4 separate regions of the Homo sapiens genome follow, and regions 1, 2 and 4 are each linked to region 3. Evidence: chromatin loops called from intact Hi-C (ENCODE). Cell type or tissue: GM12878. All regions are shown on one strand. Region 1 overlaps CACNB4 (calcium voltage-gated channel auxiliary subunit beta 4). Region 2 overlaps FMNL2 (formin like 2). Region 3 overlaps FMNL2 (formin like 2). Region 4 overlaps FMNL2 (formin like 2).

Region 1 (5,000 bases), 520 kb after region 3:
CTCACATCTGTAATCCCAGCACTTGGGAGGCCGAGGTGCGCAGATCACTTAAGCTCAGGGGTTCAAGACCAGCCTGGGCAACATGGTGAAACCTTGTGTCAATAAAAAAAATTAGCTGGATGTGGTGACGTGCACCTGTAGTCCCAGCTACCTGGGGACCTGAGGCAGAAGGATCACTTGAACCCGGTAGATCGAGATCGAGGCTGCAGTGAGCCAAGATTGTGCCACTGCACTCCAGCCTGGGTGACAAAGTGAGACCCTGTCTCAAAACAAACAAACAAACAAGCAGAAAAACCCCACAAGTGGATATGCCTGCATTAAAAAAAAATTTTTTTTAGAGACAGAGTCTTGCTCTGTCACACAGGCCGGAGTGCAATGGCACAATCATGGCTCACTGCAGCCTCAAGCTTCAGGGGTTAAGTGATCCTCCTACCTCAGCTTCCCAAAGAGCTGGGATTGCAGGTGTGAGCCGCTGCACTGGTCTTGCATTTTCCTTTCCTCTACCAAACCTGGCTCCATTTGCTTGTTAAAAAAGCAGTGAGCATTAGTGGAATGTTAATGGTCTGAACGACTTTAACTTTCCATCTGGCTGTTACTCTCCAGGAAGTCTCTTTTCATTTGATTGCAACTGATTAGAGGTTCTTGTTCATGTTGCATTTGATGTGGCTCATTTAGAGTAAATCTAGTGGGTGATTTTCTCTCCTCTTATGTCCAGCATTCCAAAGAGCTCTCTTTTAGAGGTTGTGTCCGCTTCATCAATAGCAGATGATCACATTTCTGACCAGCCAGTGTGCCAAAAGGATGGAAGGCAAAGTGAGGGCTGAATTGTGTGTGGGAGAACCCGGAAACTTTCTTTCCTCGTCTTTACGTGACAGGCAGCGGGCCCAGCACACTATGTCACTTTGGAAAGTCATCTGTCCAGGGCAGCTGTGATAATGGTATTTCACAAAAAACCTGGGGCTTTCACCCAACATGCCAAATGCCAGCTTGGCCAAGATACATCCACTCAGCAGACTGACCCATGCTGGGATTCTGCAGACCAGATTAAAACATTTGGGTGTCCCATCTCCATACTGTGGTCTGGTTGGTTGAGATGCAGTTGCCTTGCAGACAAGTCGACACATTTGGCCCTCAGTAGAAGTTCCTCACTGTAGGTTAATGACAGTCACCAGTCAAACCAACATGGTCTTAACTTGAACGCTCTAAAAGGAATAAAATGGTTTCTTTTATTGGTTTATCAATTCATAGCCTAAAAGAGGAAGTTAGCTTGTCGCCTGGGCACCTGTGTAAGCCCTTGCTGCTCCATGTGGAAGATTCATGCTTTAGAACACAGCCTTTCTTTCTTTCTGTAGATTCGGATATTATAGGGAGACAGAATCTAGGGCTGTGGCTGGTGACCTACTTCCTTCTTATGGTGAAGAAGGTCAGGGAGAGAGAGAAAATGAGGAAGGGAGAAGAAAAAAAGGAAAGAAGGAAAGAGAGAGAGTGAGCAAGAGAGCCACAGAAAAATAATCATTATAATGAATGAGAAGAAATAAAGGGATCTGAAAAAAGAATGAGAAGGAGAAATACGGTTGTGAAACGAGAGGGAAAGAGAATGCAGGCCGGGTGCAGTGGCTCACGCCTGTAATCCCAGCTCTTTGGGAGGCTGAGGCGGGCACATCACTTGAGGTCAGGAGTTCCAACATGGCAAAACCCCATCTCTACTGAAAATAAAAAAATTAGCCAGTACTGGTGGCATGCACCTGTAATCCCAGCTACCTGGGTGGCTGGGGCAAGAGAATTGCTTGAACCTGGGAGGTGGAGGTTGCAGTGAGCCGAGATTGTGCCACTGTACTCCAGCCTGGGCAACAGAGTGAGACTCAAAACAAAAAAAAGTTTAAAAAAAAAAAAGAGAGAATGCAAATGGGGGAGAGAATGGTATCAAGGTATGAACAGGAAAACAAGTTATGATGGGTAAAGATATAGGGAGTGCTGAAAAACATACAAGGCTACCGCTTATGAATTCTTCCTTCTTTATCCTAGAAATTGCAATTGATTGTTACCAATGGCCTGGAGCTTGCATATTTCTCTTAAAAACCTAGCTCATGCCCTCTCTTGTGCACACCATACAGTCACCTGAGAGTATTCCAGTGCTTTCTTTGGTTCTTCTGCCTCCATCTGCTCTCTTCTTTCTTTTACCCTCCCCAACAGTTGGTCCCTAAAATAGTAGTACTTTAGATCTAGAAGCAACCTCAGAGAAGGGCTAAGATTTGGCTCTTTCACTTTACAGCTGAAGAAAAAGAAATCCAGCAAAATTAAATGATTTGCCCAAGGTCCTATAACCAGTGGACTGCAAGGCTGGACTAGAGGGCAGAGTTTCCATCCCATGGGTGCAGGCCAGGTCCTGAGGGACACGCTTCTCTCTGTAGAGAGCTGTCTCTCCTGCTCACATCCTGGGTAAATCCTTATTGGCAAAGAATAAGGTGGGAGAGAAGGTGGCCAACAAAGTGCTAGCTCTGCCAACTTCTCTCATCGTCAGGAGACAAGTGTTGCAGGTACTTTTTATTCTCTCCCTTTTAGTGTGGGGATGAAGTGGAGGCCAGTTGGTTTCCTATTGGACAGATTCTCTTTCTCCCTTGGATTCTGCCTGGCCGTCTGCTGATGGCCCCTTCTGGATGTAACACATGTTATCTGGAATAGCGCAGGTGGGGATGGGTGAAGAGCATTCAGATAGAAGTTTCTGATGGTAGTGGGCAGCAGGGTGGAATCTCACTTTAACCCACGGGTTCTCAGCTGGGGTGATTTTGCCCCCCAGGGAACTTTTGGTAATGTCTAGAGGCATTTTTTGTTGTTACATCTAGGGGGTGCTAGTGAGTAGTACATCTAGTGAGTAGAGACCAGGGATGCTGTCAGACATTCTCCAATGCACAGACAGCCCACCATAACAAAGAGTCATCTGGTCCACGATGTCAGCAGTGTTACCCAACTGAACTTGAGTCCTCTCACCCAGCATGCACAAAAATCCAAACACTGATACTAGGATTTGCAGGGAGAGAAAGTTAGGCGTTTGTGGCAGGGTGCCAAACAGAGAATTGAGCAGCGAATGCTTAAGACCTGAACTCTCCAATAGCTTACAAGCAAGAGATGTTTTGTTTTGTTTTGTTTTGTTTTTGAAACAGGGTCTTGCCTTGTCACCCAGGCTGGAGTGGAGTGGCTCAATCTCAGCTCACTGCAACCTCCACTTCCCAGGTTCAAGCAATTCACCTGCCTCAGACTCCTGAGTAGCTGAGATTACAGGTGCCTGCCACCATGCCCAGCTAATTTTTGTATTTTTAGTAGAGATAGGGTTTTAATTTACTGTGTTGGTCACACTGGTCTCAAACTCCTGACCTCAAGTGATCAGACTTCCTTGGCCTCTCAAAGTGCTGGGATTACAGGCGTGAGCCACCGTGCCTGGCTACAACTGAGGGGTTTTAGTTTTAAAGGCAGGGGTTCATTTCAAGAAAGCAGAAGTTACAAGCATAATCGTAAATCAATACATGGGTATTATACACTGGTTTGGCCCAAAAAGATGGGATATCTTGAAGTGAAGGTTACAGGTCGTATGTGGATTCAAAGATTTTTTGATTTGCAATTGGTTAAGGAAGTAAGAATTCATCTGAAAACTTGGGGTCAGCAGGAAGGAATGTCAGGGTTTGGCCTGTGGGCATAACTCTCTCTAGGCCCCTCAGGAAGAAATTGACAACAAAGAACTGTCCTCAGGGTTCAGTCTTCATTTCCCCCTTATTTGAGGTCTGTGTGACAGCGGTTGACATTTTCCATCTGGTAAGGGTTTGGGTTTCTGAAAAACGACTCAGGGACATATGTCAAGATGTTATTTTTAGTTTCTATAGGGAACCAAGCATCTCGTGAGTCTAATGTACTTGGGTGACTATTGTTACGCTATTTTTACCTTCTTGCTTAGCAGGTTATTTATTCATTTCCTTAGTTGCTGGCTGCATGGCTAGCTAGGTACCCAGAATTTCCCTTGAAGGGACTCAAATTTTTCTTTATTTTCAGGCTGAGAGGAAGCTGGGGAGGCCCCTAAGAGGGATCCCTACTCCATCTCAATAATGTTGAGGTGAAGAAATTTCACTTTGCCTGAATCTTTTTTTAGCAGAAGTTCAGTGCTCATAGCCCAGGATAGTCAGAGACCCTTTTTCCTAACTGGGTGGTAGCGCCTGGAGACAGTTCAGTGCAGATACTTGAGCTTGGACAAGCTGCCTGTGATGATAACCCTGTGATGAATTTCAGGGTTAATTAATTTAAAAAGTCAAGGTTTGCTGAAAACCAGGCAGAATTCTCATCTCCTTTCCCCTGGCTACAGCTCAACAGGCAGAGCTTACCTGCTTCTCCTCTGCTTAGGGCGACATCTTAAAAGGGCAGAAATAAGGACTGTCTTAGGTGTGGACTTCCAGTGGTCAAAGTGTAGTGCTGAATAGATAGAACTCTGTGAGTAGTCACGGTGGAGAATTAAACCAGAAAGGAAATGAGGGTGAGATGGAAGGAGGAGAGACAGATTTTATAAAAGGCAAAATAGATTCTCCTGTTTGCAGCAGTCAAGTTGAAACCAGCCATAGCTGTAGGCAAGAAATTATAGAGAGATTATCATCTTAGTGATTGTTCTGTAAAATTGCTCTAGGCCAAAGGTGCTGCTTTCACATTTTTGTAATTTAACCTCTTTTTACCTTCCTGAGCCACAGTGTGCATTTGTGTTTCTAATAAGCTGTCTTTTTCCAGGAAGGAATTTTGGTGATGTTTCTGCCTGTGCTCACATATAGAAAAGGGGTGCTACGTGTTCTGGGCCATTCTAGCCTCCCCTGAATGGACAATCCATATGATATAAAAATATACTGTTATATAATCAGAGTTTCCAGGTAAAATAATTGCCACTTCCTTCTTAATAACTCATTTTTGTTCTTGTTTATCTAAAAAGCTAACTAATGTTGATTTTATTTCTATATGATCAATTTATTTTT
Region 2 (5,000 bases), 67 kb after region 3:
TCAGAGGATGATTTAGTTCTCACCCTCCTGCTCTCTTGGTGGGGCAGAAATATCCAATGATTCTTACTGTGATTTGTCAATTTTCCCCTGGGTGTTGCCTATAACAACATGTTCTCTTCACAGATTCCCCCACCCAAGTTGTTCTGCTCTGAAGTCAGCACTAATTCACTGTTCTGCTTTCATTAACATCTGCGGGTGAGCTCTAATAAAGTAAACCCAGCATTGCTTCAGGGGTCAATGCTCTATCTCCAGACTGCAAAAGAGAAAGCAGACAGACTTCCTCCAGGCTAGAGGAAAAAGAGAAAGAAACTCAGAAGAATTATTTAGTGCATCCAGAGTCGGGTTTTAGCCAACACAGTACAACTTATTTCTCCATGAACCAGTATTAGGAAAACCAAAAGCACCAGATCATCAAAATCACAAAAACAAGAACTCAGTGTACTGCTAATATGTGCATAAATGAATGTATTTATATGGATCATACTTATTCTAGGCTTGTGCCACAGAATAGAATTTTGTTAGAATCCCAAGTCTGGAAGGCTGATGGTTGAGCCTGCCAACCATCTGCCAGCAGAAACCTATTCACACACAAGCTTTCTCATATAGCTTGGAACCGATTCAGTCCTAAAAGACACCTACCTTGAAAAAAGCCTACACTAAGCCTTGAGTGACCTATCACAAAGTTGGGAAATCGTTTCACGAATCAGGCCCTTTTTTTCACTTCTGTCTAGTCATTTCTTTGATTTAGATTTTAGGTGGCCTTGAATAACTAATAGTCATGAGTACAAGACCTTCCAGAGCTATGTTATATGAAATCCCCAACAGCAGCAATCACAACAACCCAAACACTCAGCTTCCTCCAAAAGCAACCAGCAAGAGGCCTGCAGAGAGAGGGAAGCCAGGCCTCAAGGCTGGAACTCTCAGGACTTTTGACCATCATCAGGAACATCACATCCAGGCAAATTCTGATTCATTCATTCCTTTGTGCCTTTCCTTTTTCTGAAGCCTCAACAGCTTTTTAGCTGTGAAGTTGGATGAGCTTAAAAGGAGGTTCGAAATATTGATCCTCTAGAATCTGCCTTCTCATCAACACTTTTCCACTGGGACTTTGACTCCCCAATCAGGCTTCACAGAAAACATAGCTGACCAAGCTCCCGGAGAAGAAAAGCTCTTTACTAACACTTGGTTCTTCTACGTTAAAATGCCATTGACCCCTCCCATCCTACTCAAGTTATAATTAACTAAGGGCCCCTTTGCCCTTCACGGTTATTGCCTTACAGAAAGATACATGAACCACATAGGCCCTTTATGTTTACAAAGATGCCAAATTCCTTCACTAATTAAGTTGAAGGGGGACTAATTCTGCCTCTTTCTGAAGTAGGAACCATTTGCCATGTTTTCAATAATGCACATGAATGGTGAGGTCTCTGAACATTCAGGTAAGTACATTTGTTTGTCTTCAGTTTTATTTTCCTTGATGATCTCCCAAATCTCAGTATTCTCAAGGTTTTAAAGAAAAAGGGTGGTGGTAGAGAGATTCCTGATATAAGACAGCAACAATATATGTTACACAAAAACATTATCGTCAGTAAAATCTGCCAGAAGATCGAAATGCAGAGCTGAAAGAACAATGTGACAATATTATATGTTGTGACAACATAGAAGTAATACGACTTAAACAAATAGAAGAAGGAAGAGTAAAACTGGAAATTTGACTGAGTTCATGGATTGGTGTACAGGAAATAGGTAAGGGTTCAAGAATATCCTTAAAAACTGACAACCCAGATAATATAAAGTTAAATAAGAAACCTGTGGCTGTGGGCATTTTTTTAAAAAAAATGGTAAAATACAAACATAACACTAGAACAGAAATTCAAACCCTAACTGCCAAAATTAGTATTTTTAATAAATTGAACAAAAACTCTACATCTCATGGAGAAAAAGCATAGACAATATAACAATACTTTTTCAAATTTTTGCACTTGGAGGCTATCTTGCAATTCTACCTATAGTATGCTACATGGTAAAAGGTGAATTTTAAGATAGCCTCCAAGATTCCTGCTTTCTGGGGCACATGTCATATATTATCATCTCCTCCTAACTGTAGATAGGTTATGAGTATGACATGACTTCACTCCCATGATTAGGTTACATTATATGGCAAAGGTGAAAGGGGATTATCCTGGGTGGGTCTGACCTTAAGAAGTATACCCTTTAAAGATAGTCTAGGGCTAGAGAAAATATTAGAAAAATCCAAAGCAGCAGAGCCACTACTAAGAGACAAACCAGGGAGAGGTCATGTGGGCAGCTTCTTGGAGATAAGGGCTTCAGTGCAACCACCGCAAGCAATGGAATTCTGCCAACAACCAGTTAGCTTGGAAAAGGACTCCCAAGCCTCAGATGATATCGAAACCCTGGCCAACACCTGAATTTCAGCCTGGTGAGTCTGAGCAGAAAAGCAGAAAACCCGACTAACCCATGTCCAAACTCCTGACCCACAGAAACTATGAGCTAATACATTTGTGTTGTTTTAAGCCACTAAGTTTGTGGCAATTTTTGTGCAACAACAAAAAATACCACCTTTCAAGTATAAAAAAAGGAAATAAGAAAATACAGTATGCATCTGCTGATGTGTGTAAAAAATATATATACAGGAAGGATAAACCAAGAAGTAATGAGATTATCTACAGAAAGAGGACAGGAATGAGTCAGAAAGAATGAGGAAGAAATGACACCTTCTGAGCATACTTTTCATGTATTTATAAGTCTTAGAACTGTGACAATATTTGACATCACCTAAAAATAAATAAAACCAACATGATTTTAATCAAAATGAAATAAGAGAACCTAATGTATTACAAATGAACAAAAGCACAAAGTAGGTAGAGAAGAACCTAAATAACTTTAGAAAACAGTACTCTATTCTAACACTAAAAACAAAAAAAAATGCACACAAATGTTACATTCTAGTTAGCAAATTTCTCGTGGGGTATGTGTTAGCATTCTGAAAACTACTATGTGTGTAGCTTAGAATTGCACAAATAAGTAAACACATTGTGGATAATGACAACCAGGTTTCTCACATTCAGATAAAAGAGTTACATATAAGGGGGAAAGTGAGAATGAACCCTAAGGTTTTTAATATATAGATACAAACGTGTGCATATGTATATGTATACACATATACTTCCTAGCTCTATCTGTTGAGAACGGCTAGAAGTACTGACATCTTAGGAACAATAAGCACATCTAGCACCAAATTTTGGTTTCTATATACCTTTCTCTAATAAGGCGAACTAGAGCTTCTTAGAAAAATGACTGATTCCAGGGCTGGAGCAGGAAAAGAAAAAAAAAAATCCAAGATAAGCTTGGAACATCTTATGGTACCAAAAGTAAGAAATTGGTCCAAAAATTGGAACATGTCAAAAGAACATTACAAGCCAAATTTAAGGACCTCACAATAGCCAAATCTGGAACAATTTGAGCAATATAATAAATAATCATAGGAAGAGATTGTAACCCATAACCAAATATCCATGAATCCATACAGATATAAATAACTGAATAAATAATAAGAGGAGAAGGAATAGCTCACCCTCACAGAATTCTAACTCATATGACGGGATGACAGAAATTTAAAAATCACTATTTGGCAAACACCACAGTGATAATTGATGCAGCCAGGAAATCAACAAACGCTAAAATTAATTAGCAAATGTAGGATGTGAAACAAGATATTTGCAGAGTTGCAAAGTATCTCCCCACAAGACACTAATTACAAAGAGAAAAATCATAGCTTTACTGTGGAGACATCTGGCAGGCCCCACCTTAACCAAGTGATCAAGTTAGCAAAGTAACGAGACATGCAGATACCATGGGCATGTGATGATAATGCACTAATATGTACACAAGATCACTTCCACGATATTCTTGCCAAAAATGCCCAGCCTGAATCAAAGTCTATGAAATAACTGGTCAGTAATCCCCAAAATTATCAAAATCATAAAGAACAAAGACAGACTGACTGTTCCAAATTAGAAGAAACTGGAGAGACATAACAACTAAATGCAATGTAGGAACCGGCCCTAGATCCCGGACCCAGAAAAGGGCATCAGCAGGACAATGATTAATAGTATTGTGTCCCTGTTAATTTCCTAGTTTTGATCATCACACTATGATTATGTGAGACATTATTTGGGGAAAGTAAGAAAGATTATATAGCAACTAGTACTCCTTGTACTAGTTTGCAACTTTTTTTAAGTCTGAAATTCTTTTAAAATTAATCTTGCCACCTATAAGGTATGGGCTGATAGAAGATACACAAGCTTAATGCTGGGGTAAACATGGGGAATTACTATTGCCAACCTAATAGTGAAATGACTAGGGTAAGAAAGAAGCTAAGAAATACTAACGTAGAATCAGAACAGCTATCCACGTCATTCTCTAGTTCTTAACACTAAACAAGGCATCCTAGTTGATTGGCATTTCGTATATGCTTCCTGGAGGCAGGCAGGCAGGTAGGGAAGTGTGTGTGTATGTGTATCCTGTCCTCTCAACTAGGAGGTGTAAAAGCTTTTAGGGCATGAAAAAAATCTTTTTTTTTTTTTTGGTGAGACGGAGTCTCACTCTGTCACCTAGGCTGGTGTGCAATGGCACGATCTCGGCTCATTGCAACCTCTGCCTCCCAGGGTTCAACGGATTTTCGTGCCTCAGCCTCCCAAGTAGCTGGGATTATAGTAATGTGCCACCACACCCAGCTAATTTTTATATTTTTATTACAGACGGTGTTTTGCCATGTTGGCCAGGCTGGTTTCGAACTCCTGACCTCAAGTGATCCGCCCATCTCAACCTCCCAAAGTGCTGGGATTACAGGCATGAGTCACCACACTTGGCCCAGCATGAACATCTTAATCTATCTTTACATTCTATCTGATAATATGATCTACGTAGAATAGGAACACAACAAAACTTACTGATAATATGTACTTAATACTTCAAAG
Region 3 (5,000 bases):
CAGAATTGTACCAGTCTTTTATGGTTCCAAGGTCTGGGCTAATAGAACTTTAACCAAGATTTGGGGTTTTAGGTTTCCTCTTTCTTATCCTTCAGACATGACATCACTTGGGCATATTTTTTCTATCAATTAAACTCATAAAATATATGATGCTAAAAAAAGGGGCCAGGCAGTTTTCTGACTGTCTCTACAGCCAAAAGAAATAGAGCTGAAACAGCTGAATCCAGATAATTCAAAGGAGAGGTAGAGGGATCAAGAAGAGAAAGAGGGAAAGAAAGAAAAAAGTAAACAAAATTCCTAATGAACTTTTAAATCAGGCATTGAAACGCTGTCTATACGTCCCATTAGAGGACCAGATAAGAGCTAGATCAGAGCCTCTAATCAAAGGTTTCAGTGCATACTTTTTGAATGGAGCAAATGAAAGGGGAGGCTGGCAACCCATCATATGAATGGAGAGTCACTATTAGCCTGATTTTTCTTATTTTTCATTATATTCCATTTGTCAAAGGCATTTGCTATTGGGGGGGCTAATTAATCAGGACATAGCCCCATGTGAAATGTGTCCAAGGAAACCATCTCACTCCTGTGACCTTTAAATGGAAATATTTCTATGTTCTTCCCATATTATCCCCTCTTTTCAAAAACCAACAAAATCACTGCCAATGAGCTGCAGTGACAATTTCACAGACTAACCTTCAGAATAGTACATAAACTGTCTCTAAACGACTTGCAGCCAGGCTCATCTCTTCACTGTCTCCTAAAGGAAGCATGCGGTCTTACCACTGAACCTCCGCTCAGATCACTCTCCTGACTTCTCCCTTTTCCCAGCCACCCCTCTGGGTCTTACTCATTGTTGTTTCACATCCACACCAAGTCTCGTGAATCACTCCCTAGGTTCTGCTGTTTACTCTCACCTCTACATTTCCGTATTGTTAGAGTTTGTTACACTCACATGACATTTCATATATGTGCTCATGTACACAAACATGTGTACACACAAACATATATATACTTAAGTCCCTTGTCAGCCACAAATCATATACAAATATATTATTTAATATATCTTTCTGTATCCTTAACCCTTGGCAAGGCACCCTTTACAAACTAAGTCCATAATCAGTCTTGCCCATGAAGGCACTGGACCACAGCTACAAGAATTTGCTGAGGCCTCTTCAGTGTTTTTTCCAATCCTTGATAAGCCACTTCAATTCAGATCCTGCCTCCTTCACTTACTGTTCGACCCAAGGCAAGTTGTTTCACTACTACTTCAGGCCCCAGTTTCCTCACAGTGGTATAACAGTAGCAATCTCACAGAGGCAGTAAACTGTGAACAGCAAATCCCCCGAGGCCCTTAGTACAGTGGCTGCCACACAACAGACATTTAAGAAAAGGCTTTCTCACCAATAAAAATTACATCAACGCTATCTGTATCTTTGTACCACTGAAAAATACTTTTAATAATTACTTCTATGAAAACCATCGCCAGGAATGGGACTGCAGTGTTAAAAATATATAAACAAGGACCTACATTTGAATTCTTCATCTCTTCACGTAAATCCACTAAGGATACAAGTGGTAAATATTCAGATAAGGACTATTCATGAAATGCCATTCCATTAAAGTAATTATCTTGGCTAGGCATGGTGGCTCATGCTTGTAATCCCAGCACTTTGAGAAGCTGAGCAGGAGGACTGTTTGAGCCCAGGAGTTCGAGAGCAGCCTGGGCAACATAGTGAGACCGTCTCTCTACAGAAAAAATTAAAAATTAGGCAGGCGTGGTGGCACACACCTGTAGGCCCAACTACTTGGGATGCTGAAGGGGGACGATTTCTTGAGCCCAGGAGGTTGAGGCTGTAGTGAGCTATGATCGTGCCACTGCACTCCAGCCTGGGCAACAGAACAAGACCCCATCTCAAAAAATCATCGTCATCATCATCATCATCATAAGAAAAACAAACTCTTACTCTGGAGGAGTGTAGAAGAAATATTAATGGTAGTTAATGTATTAAAGGCAATGTGGACCTTGGTGTTGTTTTTAAAGAAAAGATATTATTTGAAAATAAACCGTTGCAATGGGAATATGTAAACTATGGGCATATTCAGGAAAGTAAAAGAAGACAAAAAAATTTTAAGGAAAAAATGAGCGGGATTATATAATTATTTTGAAAAGATCATCCTTGGTTACAAAGATCAATAGCAAGGGTGAATCTTGGTTTCTGTCTTATGACTCTCTCTCCACTGGACAGCTCTCCACCTCCATCACAAAGCACCTGTTCCTGAAAGGACAGGTTCTTCTCTCATTCCCTAGCACACCTGATCTTTATATAGGGCTGTGCTCAACTCATGTTCTTTCACTTCCCCTCCACCTGGAGCAACCTTTCCTTACCCTGAGGACCAACTCTGGACATTGCCTAAAGTCCAGTTTAAATTTGTCCCTTCCTCCAAACCCTAAGTTAGTACTCCACCTCTTTCTTTAAAAACTCATTTACTTGCTATGTCATTTCTTACTCGAGTTAATAGCATTAACTTGGACCTTCTTAAAAATCAGAAAGTATTTTCTCTTGCATCTGAAATAACACAGCCTTTGTCTTCATAGATCTGATGTGCACATATGTGCCTATATGGCATTGTTAAATTTAGCTAGCTCTGTAGCCGCACTGACAGAAACCTATCTTAACCGAAGGCACACCACATTCTAATTTTAGAAGACAATACAAACCAGGTCTCTACTGCATCAATAGCAACAGTTTCCCTCTAGCCAAGCTGACAAATACATGGTAATACAGAATCCCATAGCTGATATGACTCAAGGGGTATGTTATGACATAAAATGTTTAACAATCAATTTTGAATAATTAAAAAGTAAAGTATGACTACAAGGAGGAAAATGTGTGTCAACATTAGAATTTGGTTAAAAAAAAAAAAAAAAAAAAAACCAACCTTGTATTTTAGAACGCAGTGTTTGTCTTTTTTTTTCTTGAGATTGAGTCTTGCTCTGTCACCCAGGCTGGAGTGCAGTGGCATGATCTCAGCTCACTGCAACCTCTGCCTCCCAGGTTCAAGCAATTCTCATGCCTCAGCCTCTCAAGTAGCTGTGATTACAGGTGTGCACCACCACACCCAGCTAGTTTTTGTTGTTGGTGTTGTTTTTTAGTAGAGACAGAGTTTCACCATGTTGGCCAGGCTGGTCTCGAACTCCTGACTTCAAGTGATCCTCCCACCTTTGTCTCCCAAAGTGCTGGGATTATAGGCATGAGCCACTGTGCCCAGCTGAACACAGTGTTTTTCATTTTTTTCTTTAATCATGCCCATTTACAATGTGTTTTAAATTTCCTGAAATCTCATTTTTTTTCTTCCAAGATTAACCAATCCTTTTGCCAAGTGGTATCAGATAAGATTAATATGTCTGTCTTATTATCGGGAGATTAAAAAGAAGAAACTAAAATCTGCATTTGGATACAGAAGACATATACTAATTAAACAAAGCTACCAGAATAAATCATTTTCATAGAGCATGAATTTATATACTTTTTCTTTTTCAAAAAAAAAAACAACCTGTGCTATTAAAATGCAAGATACTGTAAAGGTTCAAATTCTAAAAATGAGGAATCATAATATGATAACAGAGTGTATCAAAGTTTAAAAGGCAGCAGGCTTTATTCTAGTATGGCATGTCAGCACAAAGCCACAAGGTTATCATATTATAACATGGAGAGCAGTCGGATTGCCCTGCCAGCATGCACTGTGAACTCGCTTGGATGTCGTTTTCACCCGAGACTTATGAGATTTTCCGGTTTGAAGCCTCATCATCAGTATGTAAACTGAAGCTGCTCCAGAGGCAAGAGGGGAGAAGCAGCTCTAGTGGCAATGGAACTGAAAATACTCAGGCAGAGAAACCAATCTGGTGGTGGCATGAGAGATTAATGAAACCAGAGAAGAAGGAGACAGCAGGATGAGAAAGGACAAAGTAGAAGAGGAGAAGACAATCAGAAATGAGATGGCTAAAAGAAAAGGGAGGATGGTAAAAAGAAAGCCAAAAGTGAAGGCAGCGTGTGGAGAAGAGAAAGAAAGGGGAGAGAAGGAGGAAAAGAAAAAAATGTAAACAATGTTTGGGTATATGAAAAGCAACATGTACCATATGCCTGTACTTCTGATTGCTGTTTTTATGTCACAGATGCTATATCCAATGACCAAATACAGAATTAGAATCCAGACATAAATCCATGAACCACAAGAGCTGGAAAACTATTGATATACATTGTTTAAAAAACAAAACAAAAATCTAAGCTTCAGGTCCTTAAGTGGCATGAAAGTTACTGCCTTATCAGCTTTCTTGGGCTACTAGAAACCATAAAGCAGAATCAAAGGAAATTTAAATGTTCTGTTCTTGAGCTTGAAAATATTAAAACACAAAACAGAAGAATGTGGTATTGGTTTCTTAGCTGGTCATCTTCAAGCACACCTGCCAACCAGAAACATCATATATATAATGCCTATGTTTTTCCAGATACAATTTCCCTATCTGCATGCTTTTGGTCTGACTTTCCAATTTGAAATTAATTCTAGCAAGATCCACTTTGAAGCAAAACTGTGAAGCAAAACAGGCTGGCCTTGGATGTCCCTCGACCTCCAGCATCCAGGGTTACATCCCTCCCTGAACCTGGGAAGTTTCCCAGATTTTCCCGATTCTTCTGCTCTACTGGAAAAAATACTTTAAAAAGTAAGCATACTGAATTATTAACCAGAAAAACAAATCCTTACTAAGGTGGTAGCTTGGCAATACATGATACTTTCTAAGTGTCCAATGATAGAAAACCAAATTAAAATGTACTTTGTAAATTAAATCCCTTACAAATAATTACAGTTAAACTAGTGGTGAGAATTTCCATTCCAGTACCAAGGTGATCAGGAAATTCATCCTGAATTTCCAAGGTGATCAGGAAATTCTTCAGACAATTAGCCTTTCTTTATATATCTGCCAAATCAGCCCATATATTCCT
Region 4 (5,000 bases), 58 kb after region 3:
AAAGCTCCAGATAGGCCGAGCATCATGGCTCATGCCTATAATCCCAGTACTTTGGAAGGCTAAGGTGGGAGGATCATTTGGGCCCAGGAGTTGGAGACCAGCCTGGGCAACATAGTGAGATCCCATCTCTACAAAGAGAAACTTTTTTAATTGGCCAGGTGTGGCTGCATGTGCTTATAGTCCCAGCTACTCAGGAGGCTGGGGCAGGAGGATCACTTGAGCCATGAGCTCGAGGCTGCATTGACCCATGATTGTGCCACTGCACTCCAGCCTGGGCAACAGAGGAAGACCCTCTCTCAAAAAAAAAAAAAAAAAAAAAAAAAAGGTCCAGAGTACAGATATACCTTCTCTTATACTCCAGGCCTGGACCTGACCTGCCTCTCCTACCATCCCACTCACCTTCTCTCCATCAAACTTACATCTCAACCCAAGACCTGAGTCTTCTATATACCATGTTTGGGGTGACCTTTTCTTTGTATTATCTCTAATAGCACTTGTTCAAGGGACCAAATGTGACCGTATTGGTTGCCATTTCACATGTGTACACTTTTTATCCAATGAGAGGGAAAGTTCTCTGGCATATTTGGATGCTTTCTATAATACTCAGAACATGGACAGATACACAATACACATCTAACAGTTATGAGTTGAGCAAAAAAAAAAAATCCCATAATAAAATTAATTCTGATGTGTGGTACATGGAAATTTAGAATTTATACATACAATGCACAACAACTATAACATTAAATAATAGATTATTTATTAAATATGGCTGAACTAAATCATATTATAAACAGGTACCCTTAGATACCTCAATAAGAAGTACCTCTTTCTTGTTGGGGCATAAGGTTTTCAATGTTTGTCTATTTGGAGATAAAAAGGTTCATGTGAAATAAAATCCATGTCATTTGAGTTATGCCTGGTTTTATATTCTCACACCACAGTGGTACATTCTAGGTGTAAAGTGCTACCCAAGTGTGTGGTCTGGTTTCAGCCTAAAACAAGGAAGCATGGTGACATGTGCACTGCATGCACCAAGCAAGGCAATAAGAAGAAAGCATTTTCCAGGGTGGGCGCACACCTACATTTACAGACAAAGAATTTCTGGGAAGCAGGCCCTAGAGTGTGCACTATTCCATTTTAAGTGCTGGACTTGGTTGTGGGCAAGAAAAAGGAAAAAGCAAGCATGCATGCAAGACAGAGATGAAAATGGGCGGGGGGTGGCAGGATGCAGAAATCTGACTGTATTGACCCTCTGTGCGTCTCAGCTGGGTAAACCACAACAGTAGGCCTGGGGGACACGACCCTGGCTGCTGAACTCAGTACACCCACTCAATATGTTCTGGATGTAAACACTTTTCTCTTTCCTACAAAGCAGTGTTATGCTTCTCCAAAAGAGCTACAAGGATTTGGAAGAATGCCAAAATACCACATTGACCATTCAATCTTTGCATTCTTACATTCTATAACAACTCCGCCCCCATCACTCAAGAGATGAACCATAGCTAACTCACATGAACCAATCTATCCTTCTGCAAATTACACCTCAAGTCCTAAGGAGCCCAGGGCTAATGCAACGCACTTCATCCAGTACCTAATGTTGCTTCCCACCCAAAGTGTTTGCCAACTTGAAGCATACCTCTGATTTAGATCTGTCTTCTTCCAGAGGGAAATGCAACTCCAAGTGCAAATGAATCCCTGTTTGATTATTAGGTTTTATAGAGAAGTGACAGGATCAAGAGATTCCTAATTTTCAACTTGAGAAACTACTTAGCACTTACACACCTCCCTAAACAAGCCTTTAAAATCTGATCCTCCACACACCATCCTATCTCGGGGGTCTGTCGTTTCAGCGTTGCTGCAGTGTTCCATCCCAGTCAGCTGCCCACTGACAAATAGGTCCATTCATTGTCTCTCTCTTCTATACATATATTTATAAATGATAAGCACAATATATTCTCTGTTATTGCACATGGTTGGGCAACAGGCACACTGTTTAATAGAGAGGTGCCACACATACCATGCATGATTTCTAAGTGAATACGATTTATCAAATTAACACAAAAGCCATATTATCGTAACTTAATCTTTCTTTAATGACTCTGAAATAACTCCAGAATTTTAGAAAACGTCTTCTGGTCATCACAATAAATTACAATTACAACCTTTGGAATTACTCATACCTGGGTTCAAATTCCAATTACTAGCTGTTCACTCTGGCAAGTAACTAAATTTCTCTGAGTCTCGGTGTTTCTATTTGAAAATGAGAACAAAAAGATCTCCCTGTTAGGACCACCACGAAACACAAAAAGTACCTATCAAAACAGTAGTAGACACATGGACGGTAGCACAGTGTCCACAGAAGAGGCTGTGGCTGCAGACAAAGATTCTAGTCTTCAGGTAAAATAAGAAAATTTAAGTTTATATCACAGAACTGAAACTACTTGCTCGATGTTCATAGGCAAATCACTTAAATTACTTGAACTTTAGTCTCCTCATCTGTAAAATAAGGACAGTATCTACTCCAAGCGGATTTCAGGAGGAGCCTGATAGAAGAAGCTTTATATAGCAGGATTGTTATGAAAATCAAAAAGAAAATGAGAGAACACATGCAAAGTGTTTCATCAAGCTCAGTGCCTGACATAAGTGTTCAATAAACTTTAGCTATTCAGTACCAGAATATGATACAACCTAATTCAAAGAAGGGAGGGGTAAAGTGCTGGAGCATCTTAGTTTCTTTAACATAATGGCTTTGAGAGCTTCTCACACACAGACATAAAAATTTCTGGTGCCATAAACACAATGGATGTTTAGCTAACAGCCAAATAATGAACTAAATAGAAATGTCTAGATCTGTGGTTCTCAAATTGAGTGCCAAGGCACCCCCAAGCACTACAGTGAAATGAATGGAAGCTATGGGATTATTTCCAAAGGAAGCAACAAGACTCAAAATCAGAGACCGCACAAGCCACTAGCCTGAGGTGGTTCAAGTTTCTACCCTGAGTCACGCAACATTTCCTTTCCATAACATCTTACCTTTGCGAAACTGTTTTTTTAGCAGTTGCTGTGATAAAAGCAAGTAACAAGAGAAAATGAAAACTGAACAGGAAAGGAAGTGTGTGCACAATCTGAATTCAACGTGTGAAAGCTGTGCAGTGCCCCATAGCTACACACATATTGATAAGTAATTATGCTTTTAGAAGAATAAAATGAGTTTTTTCCTCACAATTTATATGTAATATTTTCTCAAACAGCCACTAAATTAGTAGAACATAAATAGTTGTTTAGACCTAAGTACTTAATAAATGGAATGGTTAGGTTTTTCTTTTGGTCTAGGAGGCACCATGAAAATTTTTGAGACACTAAAGATGCTATGACTGAAAAAGTTTGGAAACCTCTAGTCTAGATACTATCTACCTCCACCCCCATCACACCTGATATTACTACTTTCCCGCAGCACAGTACATTTTCCGTGTCCATGGGTTCCACATCTGTGGATTCAACCAACCATGGATCAAAAATATTTGAAAAAAAATGCATCTGTACTGAACATGTACAGACTTTCTTGCCACTATTCGCTAAACAATATAGTATAACAACTATTTACATAACATTTATACTATATCAGGTATTATAAGTAATCTAGACATGATTTAAAGTATAAGGGAGGATATGCATAGGTTTTAGGCAAATACATTCTATCAGGGACTTGAGCATTCATTGATTTTGGTATCCATGGGGAGGGGGTCCCAGAATCAGTCCTCCATAGATACCAAGGAAAGACCATATTCTAAAATAAAAGGCCCTCTATGAAGAATTTTAATCTTAAGCTGCATATGAGAAATTATTAAAACAGTTGGACATTGATTTGAGAAATAAATGCACAAATTTTTCAACTAAAGAAATTTTTATCATAAAAACGAGATATTTCCCTAGGGGTTCCATGTAACCAGGCTATCACATAGTACGCAGCACCCTAGTTACCTTGGCAAATAAACTTCAATCTAGGTAAGTTTTTTTCACATGTAACTTCTAAAGAAATCTTTCAGACTAAACACGGTTTCAAAACCATTTGCTAGAACTTAGCTTTGTGATAGAGTACAAATCTAAAATGCCTGCTGTCCTGGCATAATTATTAACAATGCCCCCTTTCACTCGAAAAGTACTCCAATCTGGATGATCAATTATATGGCCGCCCTGATTTACAAGCCAATTACATGTTGAAGAAATCAAGGTATGAATGTCTGCTTGTATTACTAGCTAAGCAAGAACGAGAGGTGTGATTCTGGGTTTCAGTTTTTTAAATAACTCATTATCAGACACTCGAAGACACGGCTGGAGCCGGCTGGAGCCCGATGACCCTTAGTATCCTTCTTCTAACCCACAGTCCTGTGACTCTGAAGTCACAATGGGTAGACAGTGAATCAGCACATCTAGCTGCCAAAGCTACTGACGAATTAGGCTCTGTACCTTACAGATTTCATGCACGTTTTACTAAGTTGTTGATAACCTGTAATAATAAGCCAAGTAATGACTTGGGTTTCCTTATTTAAAGAAATAAGAAGAAATGAGTAAAGAAAATATTACAAGAAAAGCAATTCATTAATTCTAAATTCTCCTTTGTTCAATTGTAACAAATTTAATATTTCATTTTAAAATAGTCACAGTTGGAATTGTTTCTAATTCTATCCATTTTTTTCCTTGTAACTCAACCTGCCCTTAGATAAATTTTAATATCTTTCTTCATACAAAACAACATTTCTTACTCATTAACACTATATTTTTTCTTCCCAAGAAACCCAGTGGCTGGTTTTCACACTTGACTCTCTACTATTCCTTTCTCTAAAAATGGAAGGTGCAAAGATTTTCTTTCTCACAAAATCTCTCATGCTTCAGGGTTTAAAAAAAAAAATCTTCTGACTTAGTAAATATAGACTCTCAAAGAATGAGCAGACTCGTGTGTGACTTTTCATAACATACACAGGACAGAAATACTACAA

Evidence for each region. Peaks named below come from ENCODE experiments on the same cell type or tissue, not always from the same donor. Only the 100,000 strongest peaks of a DNase experiment are listed, where the experiment ranks them.
Region 1: it touches region 3 in a loop (2.4-fold over the local background); 2 of 110 quality-filtered maps call a loop at or near these places.
Region 2: it touches region 3 in a loop (4-fold over the local background); 3 of 110 quality-filtered maps call a loop at or near these places.
Region 4: it touches region 3 in a loop (6-fold over the local background); 5 of 110 quality-filtered maps call a loop at or near these places.

Annotation. Positions count from the first base shown.
Region 1 is chr2:152,046,053-152,051,052 of GRCh38, reverse strand. All of the region lies in intron 2 of CACNB4 (calcium voltage-gated channel auxiliary subunit beta 4), which reads left to right. Among named protein-coding and RNA genes, the nearest start is that of CACNB4, 50 kb to the left of the region's middle. RefSeq lists an enhancer at 310-931. In GM12878, a CTCF peak has its summit at 2,843; a DNase peak (open chromatin) is centred at 3,822; H3K4me3 peaks cover 695 bases; H3K27ac peaks cover 3,087 bases.
Region 2 is chr2:152,495,262-152,500,261 of GRCh38, reverse strand. All of the region lies in intron 1 of FMNL2 (formin like 2), which reads right to left. Among named protein-coding and RNA genes, the nearest start is that of FMNL2, 160 kb to the right of the region's middle. In GM12878, no CTCF peak of the experiment used is centred here; a DNase peak (open chromatin) is centred at 2,487; H3K4me3 peaks cover 683 bases; H3K27ac peaks cover 884 bases.
Region 3 is chr2:152,562,712-152,567,711 of GRCh38, reverse strand. The region is part of intron 6 of FMNL2 (formin like 2); the gene reads right to left. Among named protein-coding and RNA genes, the nearest start is that of PRPF40A, 150 kb to the left of the region's middle. RefSeq lists an enhancer at 2,555-2,644. In GM12878, no CTCF peak of the experiment used is centred here; DNase peaks (open chromatin) are centred at 851, 1,281 and 2,701; H3K4me3 peaks cover 410 bases; H3K27ac peaks cover 1,771 bases.
Region 4 is chr2:152,505,062-152,510,061 of GRCh38, reverse strand. All of the region lies in intron 1 of FMNL2 (formin like 2), which reads right to left. Among named protein-coding and RNA genes, the nearest start is that of FMNL2, 170 kb to the right of the region's middle. In GM12878, no CTCF peak of the experiment used is centred here; DNase peaks (open chromatin) are centred at 3,011 and 4,327; H3K27ac peaks cover 1,649 bases.